Regions from separate parts of the Homo sapiens genome. Here region 2 is linked to region 1. A link is a loop called in an ENCODE intact Hi-C map of the cell type or tissue named here. Cell type or tissue: Caco-2. All regions are shown on one strand.

Region 1 (5,000 bases):
TTCTTCTGCAATATCATCCCCACTGTTTGTTCAAGAGAGAATTAAGAGAGAATTACTCAGTGTCTGAGTATTTCCCAAGCATTTGCTTTGTGTCTAGTTCTAAGTGTGAAGTGTGAAGGGGATGCTGAACAAGTAAGTCATTTATCCTTGTTTCCAAAGCAGTTAATATTATTTAACATCTGTCTGTCATTTATTGAACACATACAGTATACCAGATTATGAGCTAGTTCTCTGAAATACAAAGAAGAATACGACTCAAATGATCCTTTAACCATTTCAGATCCACTAGGATGGCTAAATGGGAAAAACTGTTTGCAAATCATATATTAATAAGGTATTTGTCTATAGAAGATATAAAGAGCTTTTACAACTCATCAATAATAAAAAAAATAACCTAGTAAAAAATGGGCAAAAGGCCAGGCCCAGTAGCTTACACCTGTAATCCCAGCACTTTGGGAGGCTGAGGAGGGTGGATCACTTGAACCCGGGAGTTCAAGACCAGCTTGGGCAACATAGAGAAACCCCATCTTCCCTGAAAATAAAAAATAGCCAGACATGGTGGCTCGTTTCTGTAGTCCCTGCTACTCGGGAGGCTGAGGTGGGAGTATCACTTGAGCCCAGGAGGTTGAGGCTGCAGTGAGTTATGTTTGTGCCACTGCACTCCAGCCTGGGTAACAGAGTAAGACTCTGCCTTAAAAAAGAAAAGAAAAGAAAAGAAAAGAAAAATCCGCACAGAAACTTATACACAAATATTGATAGGAACATTACTCATAATAGCCCCAAGTAGAAATAACCTAAATGTCTATCCTCTGATGAAAGGATAAATAAAATGTGTCTGCCTATGCAATGGAATATTATTTAGTAAGAAAAGGAGTGAACTCCTGATAAGTGCTATAACATGGGTGATGGGTGATCCTTGAAAACATTTTGATGAGTGAAAGAAGACAGTCACAAAAGATCACATACTCAATGAATGAATTTATTTATTTATTTTTGAGATAAGGTCTTGCCGTGTTGCCCAGGCTGGTCTGTAACTCCTGACTCACAGGATTTTCCCCTGTCACCCTCCACAGAGTAGCTGGGTTTACAGGCATATGCTGTCACATTCAGCTGCTGAATGAATTCATTTGTATGAAAGGTCCAGAAAAGGCAAATATATAGCAGTATAAAAGAAATTAATGGTTACCAGGGCTTGGGGATGGGAATGAGGAGTTAGTAAATGAGCATGAGGTTTTTTTTTTTTTTTTAGAGTGACGGAAATGATTTAAAATAAGATGGTTGCATCTTATTTTATTTATTATTATTATGTTTTTGGAGACAGAATCTCCCTCTGTTACCCAGGCTGGAGTGCAGTGGTGCAGTCTCAGCTCACTGCAGCCTCTGCCTCCCGGGTTCAAGTGGTTCTCCTGCTTCAGCCTCCTAAGTAGCTGGGATTACAGGTGCTCTGGCTCTTTTTTTTTTTTTTTTTTTTGAGACAGTATCGCTCTGTCACCCAGGCTGGAGTGCAGTTGCATGATCTCGGCTTGCTGCAACCTCCGCTTCCTGGGTTCCAGCAATTCTCCTGCCTCAGCCTCCCTAGTAGCTGGGATTACAGGCATGCGCCACCACACCTGGCTAACTTGTATTTTAAGTAGAGACGGGGTTTCACCATGTTGCCCATGTGGTCTCAACCTCCTGACCTCAGATGACCCGCCTGCCTGGCCTCCCAAAGTGTTAAGATTACAGGCTTGAGCCACTGTGCCTGGCTGGTTGCATCTTATTTTAAATATACTAACAATAATTGAATTTCTTACTTAAAATGGATGATATGGCTAGGCATGGTGGCTCACACCTGTAATCCGAGCACTTTGGGAGGCCAGCGCCGGAGGATCACTTGAGCCCAGAAGTTTGTAGAGACCTCATCTTTACAGAAAATAACAAAAATTACCCAGGCATGGTGGCATGTGCCTATAGTCCTAGCTACTCAGGAGGCTGAGGCAGGAGGATCCCTTGAGCCCAGAAGGTTGAGACTGCAGTGAGCTATGATCAAGCCACTGCGCTACAACCTGAGTGACAAAGACCTGTCTCAAAAAAAAAAAAGGAATTGGGCAGTGAAGGAGTGAAGGTGAGTAGAGAATTCTAGAGAGAAAAGACGGCAGCAGCCAAAGAAAGCACTGAGGGATGAAAGAGATAGATAGTTCAATGTGGCTGGAATGTAAGCCATTTGGTGGAGAGTGGTGAAATAAGGTCGCTGGTTGGGCCATATTATGAAGTCCTTTGTGTGTCCTACTAAGGAGTTTGAACTTTAACCCCAAGGCAATAGAAAGTCATCAAAGTTTGTCAAAGTAGTAGGATGATGCAATCAGGTGTGTGTCTAATAAAGATCACTGTGGCTGCTGCTGTGTCATGAATCTGTGCTGGCAAAGTTAGAGTCGGGGAGATCATTTTGGAGGCCACTCCAATTGTTAGAGAAAGAGCAAGGGATAAAGTCTGAACTAAGGCACTATGGCAATGAAAAACTCAAGGGAGATTTTATAGATGTTTAGATATGATCAGCACATGAACTGTATGGGCTGTAAAGGCCTTAGGAGTTCATAGAGGATAGTTCTGTTCTGAAAGATTCTGGAGGAGGTGACACCTAGATTGGATCTTTAAAGATGGGTAAAAAGTTTGAGTATATGGAAAGCTGCAGTGCATATAGGAAAGAGTGAGAGAGGAGGGCCAGAGAGGGAGGAAGCCAGACTGAAAAATAGGAATTTGATGGGATAGCAATTGAAGAACCAAAGAAGCAAACTTAGTTGCTCCCAAATTTGAAAAGTTTAATTTAAAAAGGTTTTTGGCCAGGTGCGGTGGCTCACGCCTGTAATCCCAGCACTTTGAGAGGCCGAGGCAGTTGGATAACTTGAGGTCAGAAGTTCGAGACCAGCCTTGTCAACGTGGTGAAACCCCATCTTTACTAAACGTACAAAAATTAGCCGGGCGTGGTGGCTGCACTTGTAGCCCCACCTACTTGGGAGGCTGAGGCATGAGAATCGCTTGAACCTGGAAGGTAGAGGTTGCAGTGACCTGAGATTGCGCCACTGCACTCCAGCCTGGGCAACAGAGTGAAACTGTCTCCAAAAAAAAAAAAAAAAAAAAAAAAAAGCTTATCAACTCAGCTGGCCAGGAGGTTGTGCTTTCTGATGAGGGGTGGGGGTAAAGGGCAGGCAGCAGCTGTAGCAGCTGTTAGAGCCAACATCTACTTTCACTTCACTGCCCAAAGTGTGCCACCCTTGTCAGGCTAACCATATCCAGTGTCTGCATGATCTCCAGCTGATTTATGACTTTGGTGGCCTGAAAGGTGAGGTTTCCACTTCAACTTATTAGCCTTGAATTCTTGGCAAAGCTGAGGAGTTGGGGAAGAATGTGAATGAGAGGAGAATGGGGAGCTACAAATGTGGTAGCCTGTGAACCTTTGGACTTCACTTGTTATCTTAATCACGCAGAATACCACAGTATCTGAACCCCACCAGATAGAGACAGTTAGCCTGGTTGTGCTGAACCTACCAGGTTTCATGAGCTAGCTAATCTGTCTTTTTCTCTGGGGCTTACACAGCATTTTGTGTATATGTCAAAGGTTATCCTTATCATATTATTTTATATTTAATAGTCTGTCTCTCCCTACTTCTTGGACTGTGAATACATCAAGGGCAAAGGTTGGGCTTATTCCTCTTTAATGTTTTGTGAAAGAATGAAGTCTTGGCTGGGCATGGTGGTTCACGCCTGTAATCCTAGCACTTTGGCAGGCTGGGGTGAGCGGGTCACTTGAGCCCAGAAGTTCAAGAGCAGCCAGGACAACATGTGGAGACCCCTTATCTACAAAAAATTTAAGAATTAGCTGGGTGTGGTGGCACGTGCCTATAGTCCCAGCTACTCAGGAAACTGAGGTGGGAGGATTGCTTAGGCCTGGAAAGTCGACACTGCAGTGATCTGTGATTGCACTACGGCACTCCAGCTTGGGCGACAGAGTGAGACCCTGTCTCAAAAAAACAAAAACAGGCCAGGCATGGTGGCTAATGCCCGTAATCCCAACACTTTGGGAGGCCCAGGCAGGCAGATCACTTGAGGTCAGGAGTTCAAGACCAACCTGGCCAACATGGTGAAAACCCCATCTGTACTAAAACTACAAAAATTAGCTGGGTGTGGTGGTGCGTGTCTATAATCCCAGCTACTTGGGAGGCTAAGGCAGAAGAATCGCTTGAACCCAGGAGACCAAGGTTGTGCCACTGCACTCCAACCTAGGTGACAGAGTAAGACTCCATCTCAAAACACATGCACACGGCCGGGCACGGTGGCTCACACCTGTAATCCCAGCACTTTGGGAGGCTGAGGTGGGTGGATCACGAGGTCAGGAGTCCAAGACCACCCTGGCTAAGATGGTGAAACCCTGTCTCTACTGAAAAAAAAAATACAAAACATTAGCTGGGCGTGGTGGCACGTACCTGTAATCCCAACTACTCTGGAGGCTGAGGCAGAGAATTGCTTAAACCTGGGAGGCAGACGTTGCAGTGAGCCAAGATTGCGCCAGTGCACTCCAGTCTGGGCGACAGAGCAAGACTCCATCTCAAAAACAAAACAGAACACACACACACACACACAAAACTCGCACAAAAAACCCAAAAACAAACAAAAAATATAAAAAAAAGAATTCTCTAGCTGTATAGTTGATCAGTTGTTAGTATGAAAGGATCAGCTGAATTGTCTGAAATGCTAGGTTGCTCAGCCAAAGAGGTGAAGGATTGGGTTTCAGAGTTTAGGGCCCTTTACAGTTAGCAGATACTTGAAGCCAGGGTGGGAGGCCATCCTCTGAGTGATAGATATTTTTGATGTATGCATATGGTAGTCCCTTGGTAGATTTTTATTGATATAGCCAGGCACGGTGGCTCACGCCTGTAATCCCAGCACTTTGGAAGGCCGAGGTTAGTGGATCACTTATGTCAGGAGTTTGAGACTGGCCTGGCCAACATGATGAAACCCTGTCT
Region 2 (5,000 bases), 84 kb before region 1:
GAATTGTTCCACTCCTTTTGAGTGAAGCAAGGGACAGCTCCCAAATAGAGGAATTGGCACTATCTTAGGCTACATGCTGTGTCAGTAGGCTGAACTCTACAGTATAGTGGGTTACGCATCCTACTGAGAGGAAGTTCACTCTTTTGGCTTCAGCTGAAGATTCACATTCCACCTCATTTTGCATGGGATGCCTCTAAGTTCACATGCATAGGCCTCCTTGATGCCATACTCTGCCTCTTACTATATCTTTCCCAGTACTAATAACCCCCGATTTTAGCTTCATTTAAAAAGTCTGACAATGTTGCCAGATGTTAAATGTATGGATGAAGTTATCAGGGAAAAGACCAACAGCTAGCAACAGGTCTGCTATGCTTCTCAGCATGAAGCCTGTGTTCTGTGTAGACAATGCAGTTGAACCAGCGCCTTCCACAACTGGCTGGGGAGACTTCAGGTCTCTCTCTGAAAGGCAGCCACTTTCTCTTCCACAATAGTCTTGGAAAAAAGAGAGAATATTACAAGATATTACCCAACTCCCCCATCATGATATTCTCTTGGTGCACAGAAACCCTGAGTTTATAAACTGCTAGTCTGATAGTAGAGTATAATACCAGACTGCACTAGGTTGAAGCTTCTAACAAGAGTGGAAGACAATCTTGCATAGGTTATGAGCACTCAGTTCCAAAAGGCTGCATTGGTTTTTCTGGCTATGGATTTATTTCTACAGAATAGAGAAACAATAATGATAGCCTAGTTTAAATACAAAACAATAACAAAAAACAACAAAAAGATTGAGAGCTGAAAAGGCCACCAAACAGTTACTCATCTACAGAAGCAAAGAAGCCAGAGGTAGTATATTAGAGGACAGTAAAAACAAAATAAGATCCAGGTGTGTTAACAGGATGGTTCAGGAACTAATGTCTGTTAATGAACATCAGCAAAAGTGTTTTTCTTATGTAACATCTGCAGTGATATACAGTAGGAAAAATAAACTATGGTTGTGCTGAGAAGGCAAGAGAAAGGATAGTAAGCATAGAGAAAACTACTGAATTAGACCACACCCTTAGCCATATGCTTCTCAACAACCAGATGAATTAAGAGAACATGTGGATACACTTAAGGGAAAATACCTTTTAGCTCTGTGAGTAATTCTCTCCAGGTGTCTGTCTGTCTATCTATCTATCTATCTATCTATCTATCTATCTATCTATCCATTCCTCCATCTATCTATGAGGTATTGAGCAACATAGGAAAGGTATTTCTTGCATAGTCCTGAAATGAGGAAATTAGTTTAGATAAAATCTAAAGGATTGATAGGCTTTCTATGAAAGGAGATGAAGATATGAACATGAACCATTTGATAGGGATGATGTATGCACAGATGGGAATTTGGAGGGACACATACTTCCTTTGAAACTGTTTCTTAGTGGTGGCATTGTTGGTGTTTGGTGCAAGACAATTCCTTAGGTGAAAAATTTAGCAATGCTGTGCTATCTGCTAAATACCAAAGACACCTTCCCTAGGCATGGTGGCAAGAACAAATGGTCCCACACATTTCAAAATGTACTGCACTAGGGGAGGACAGTCCCTTTAAAGAATTTTAGAAATTGGCTTATTTCCTCCAGGGTGTATATAATCTACAATCTTAGCTCCCTTCCCATAAAAAGGCACTATTTCTGTCTACGAGTCTGATCCTTTCATATAGACAATGTTTTCTTTCCTCTCCCAAAGCCATTCTTCTGGGGGTTTATTGTTTTATGTATATTTTCAATAGTGAATTAATGATGTTCTTAAATCTCTTCCTGTGTAGGAAAGACTGGCGTTATTCCAGGACAAAAACAGTGTATTGCTTTGAAAGGGGTGTGCAGAGACAAACTATGCAGCACACTAGATGATACCATTGGTATATGTAATGAAGGAAAAAAATGTAGAAGGTGGTGGATACTTGAGCCCTATCCAACTCCGGTTCCCAAAGGAAAATCTCCTTAGGTGGGAGCAAACGTTAAGTCCTTTGAACTCCAGAATGGATGGATAAATTTTGCACTCCTGTTTAACCCAATTTCTTATTCTTCCTTGACTGGAAATAAATGTTGTCCTAATCCCACGTGTACTGACTGCCTCCTGGAGCATTTCTTCTTGATGCACATGCAAGCCTCTTAAGAACTATAAGAATAAAATAAATAACAGAAGAATCGCATACCCTATAGGTACTTATAAAAAATATGTTTCTAAGAAAAAAAGATAAAAATGTTAAATATGTAGAACAATAAGAATATGAAGTATCAGTAGGCAGTGTTTGATTATTTGAAGTGCAATGTCAGTCTGCTTCCTCATCCAGTTCTGAACAAATATCATTTTCATTACTAATAGAGACCTACTTAGATAATATGGGTTAAAGCCTGCTAATCATGTGACCTTGCTAACATTGCACCTGAGAATTAGGCGCATGACCATTCCAGTCATTCCAGCACTTGAAGCAGGTCTCCCCTCTACTGCCCCCTGCCCCTAGAGAAGTAGAAAAGAAGACCTGCTTTCTACAAGTAGGCTCACTAGGAGGAGCTGTAGAGCTGAAGACTTGCTAACTCAGCATGCCTGGTTAGTTCTTTCCAAACTCTCCATCAGATAACTCCATTTCCTGGGGCCAAGAAAATTAAAGGGCAGGGAGGATACCAGGAGTATGACATGGCATGAGTGTCACAAAGATGGAAAACATCTAGAATGAGGCCAAATTACCTCACAAACAAAATTCAAGAGTTTGTATTTTTTTAACCACAAAGCTTATGGTCAATGAATCAGGGGAGGATGGGTTATCTCCCTATGCAGAGATGTCAGGAGTCTATTAAAATAACGCTAATCTCATCTTCATGGATCTGTTTCTTCAATACTAGTCATTACTTTTTCTATATCTTCTCAGAATCCCTCATGAACGGCATATTACTCTGAGATCAGATTCTAAGCTAATCTCAGAATAATACACTAATACAATTTTTACCATATACATTTTACACATAGCTGAAAATTTACATCTTCTCTTCTTTGTCATCTTAAGTTATGTGCCACTACATTATCCAGTGTAGCACATTAGAGATTCTTTGATAATTAAATGACATTAAGAGACTTTAAAAGTCATAAATAACCTCCTATATTAAAATGCTAAAAAAGAAAAATTTCCCACATTTGAATATAAACAAGTGTTCTTATAAAATTTCTAGGCATAAATTGAAGTTCAAAGATTGAATCTCTTCAATCTCTATGTTAAAGCACAAAGACATTAGAATCCAAATGAATTACTGCCTGAAATGAAATTATCTTCCCCTTGTTAAGTACAAATTTTTCTATTAAATGTAAGCAAAAAAAAAAAAATCACTCATTCCTTATTATCCGTCTTAGTGAATTAGTGAAAGTTTCTTCAGAGACTTGACATTGAATTAATATAACATCTCAACTCACTGAAGCAAAAAGAACATTTTTTTTTTTTTTTCGAGATGGAGTCTCGCTCCGTCACCCAGGCTGGAGTGCAGTGGCGCGATCTCAGCTCACTGCAAGTTCCTCCTCCCGGGTTCCCGCCATTCTCCTGCCTCAGCCTCCTAAGTAGCTGGGACTACAAGCGCCCGCCACCACGCCTGGCTAATTTTTTGTATTTTTAGTAGAGACGGGGTTTCACCGTGTTAGCCAGGATTGTCTCGATCTCCTGACCTCGTGATCCGCCCACCTCGCCCTCCCAAAGTGCTGGGATTACAGGCGTGAGCCACCGCGCCTGGACATAACGTTTTTTATCTCTGAGCAAGAAGAAAAAACAGCTAAGGGAAATGAAAAAGATAAGGAACAAAAAGAATCAGTCCAGAAAATCTAATTTCTTTTTATTTTTAAGTGAGACAAAGTTTATTAAGAAAGCAAAGGAATAAAAGAATGGCTATTCCATAGGCAGAGGAGCCTCTAATTTCTAATTCTGATTGTTTTTCTTAATTTTCTTTCTGATGATACTCTCGATTTTACCATACAATATTGGCCATTTAATAAAGAAGTTCAGGGACAGACAATAAAATATAAAGTAGAGCAATGTGTCTGATCTCCAGCACTGTCAACATTTTGAGAAGAACAGTTTTTTTTTTTTGCTGTGGGGATGTTTCCTTTATATTGTAGGATGTTTAGCAGCCTCTCTTGCCTCTAAAACATTTCTCCCACCTGTGAGCAAAAAATAAGTAAATAAACAAACAAATAAAAATCTCTACACATTACTAAAAGTTCTCTGAGGGCAACATTGTCCCTAGTTGAAAACCACTATAGTAAAGAAATTATCAGTTAAAGTTGAAAGTAAATAGGAGTTAGAAAATTCACTCAAGTAGAGACTTTGCCTGTAAACTTTCAAAAAGAAAGACAGCTTCACGTATAAAATAATAGATCAGAAAAGTCTTCTGACAATCCAAAGATGAATTATGTCTCTTTATCTGAAAGATATAGATCTAGAGATAACCCCTTTTTTTTTTTTTTACTGCTGTGCTTGTTGTTATAAATACCTGACCATATCTTAACCATTGAGATTTTAGGGCAATGTTGCTCTGATATCTCATCCAGAGGTGCAGAAATCCACGTTTTAGGACATTTAAAAGATTTCTGGGGAAAGGCTGTCTGTGCCTTTTGATAATAAGACTGGGTGAATTACATGCAATCTGTTGGAGTACTTGACTATATCTTCTGGAGAAGGCCATGTTTACTGTATACAATGATATGATTCTGTGCATGGAACATATTATATTGATACTAATTTATGAAGGCATAGTTGATAAACCCCAAAGGAGTTAATTTTATTGTTATATAAAGGCAAAGGCAGGCTGGACACAGTGGCTCACACCTGTAATCCCAACACTTTGGGAGGCCGAGGTCAGGAGTTCAAGACCAGCCTGGCCAACATGGCAAAACCCCGTCTCTACTAAAAATACAAAAATTAGCCAGGCATGGTGGTGGGTGCCTGTAATCCCAGCTACTCAGGAAGCTGAGGCAGG

Evidence for each region. Peaks named below come from ENCODE experiments on the same cell type or tissue, not always from the same donor. Only the 100,000 strongest peaks of a DNase experiment are listed, where the experiment ranks them.
Region 2: it touches region 1 in a loop (11-fold over the local background); 1 of 110 quality-filtered maps calls a loop at or near these places.

What each region holds. Positions count from the first base shown.
Region 1 is chr11:71,945,417-71,950,416 of GRCh38, forward strand. The region is part of intron 1 of RNF121 (ring finger protein 121); the gene reads left to right. Among named protein-coding and RNA genes, the nearest start is that of RNF121, 19 kb to the left of the region's middle. RefSeq lists enhancers at 3,629-4,566, 4,567-5,000. In Caco-2, no CTCF peak of the experiment used is centred here; DNase peaks (open chromatin) are centred at 2,275, 3,065 and 3,855.
Region 2 is chr11:71,861,673-71,866,672 of GRCh38, forward strand. The region is part of intron 6 of XNDC1N-ZNF705EP-ALG1L9P (XNDC1N-ZNF705EP-ALG1L9P readthrough); the gene reads right to left. It also overlaps the pseudogene DEFB130C and a transcript of XNDC1N not described here. Among named protein-coding and RNA genes, the nearest start is that of DEFB131B, 14 kb to the right of the region's middle. RefSeq lists a silencer at 1-178. In Caco-2, a CTCF peak has its summit at 2,528; a DNase peak (open chromatin) is centred at 2,489.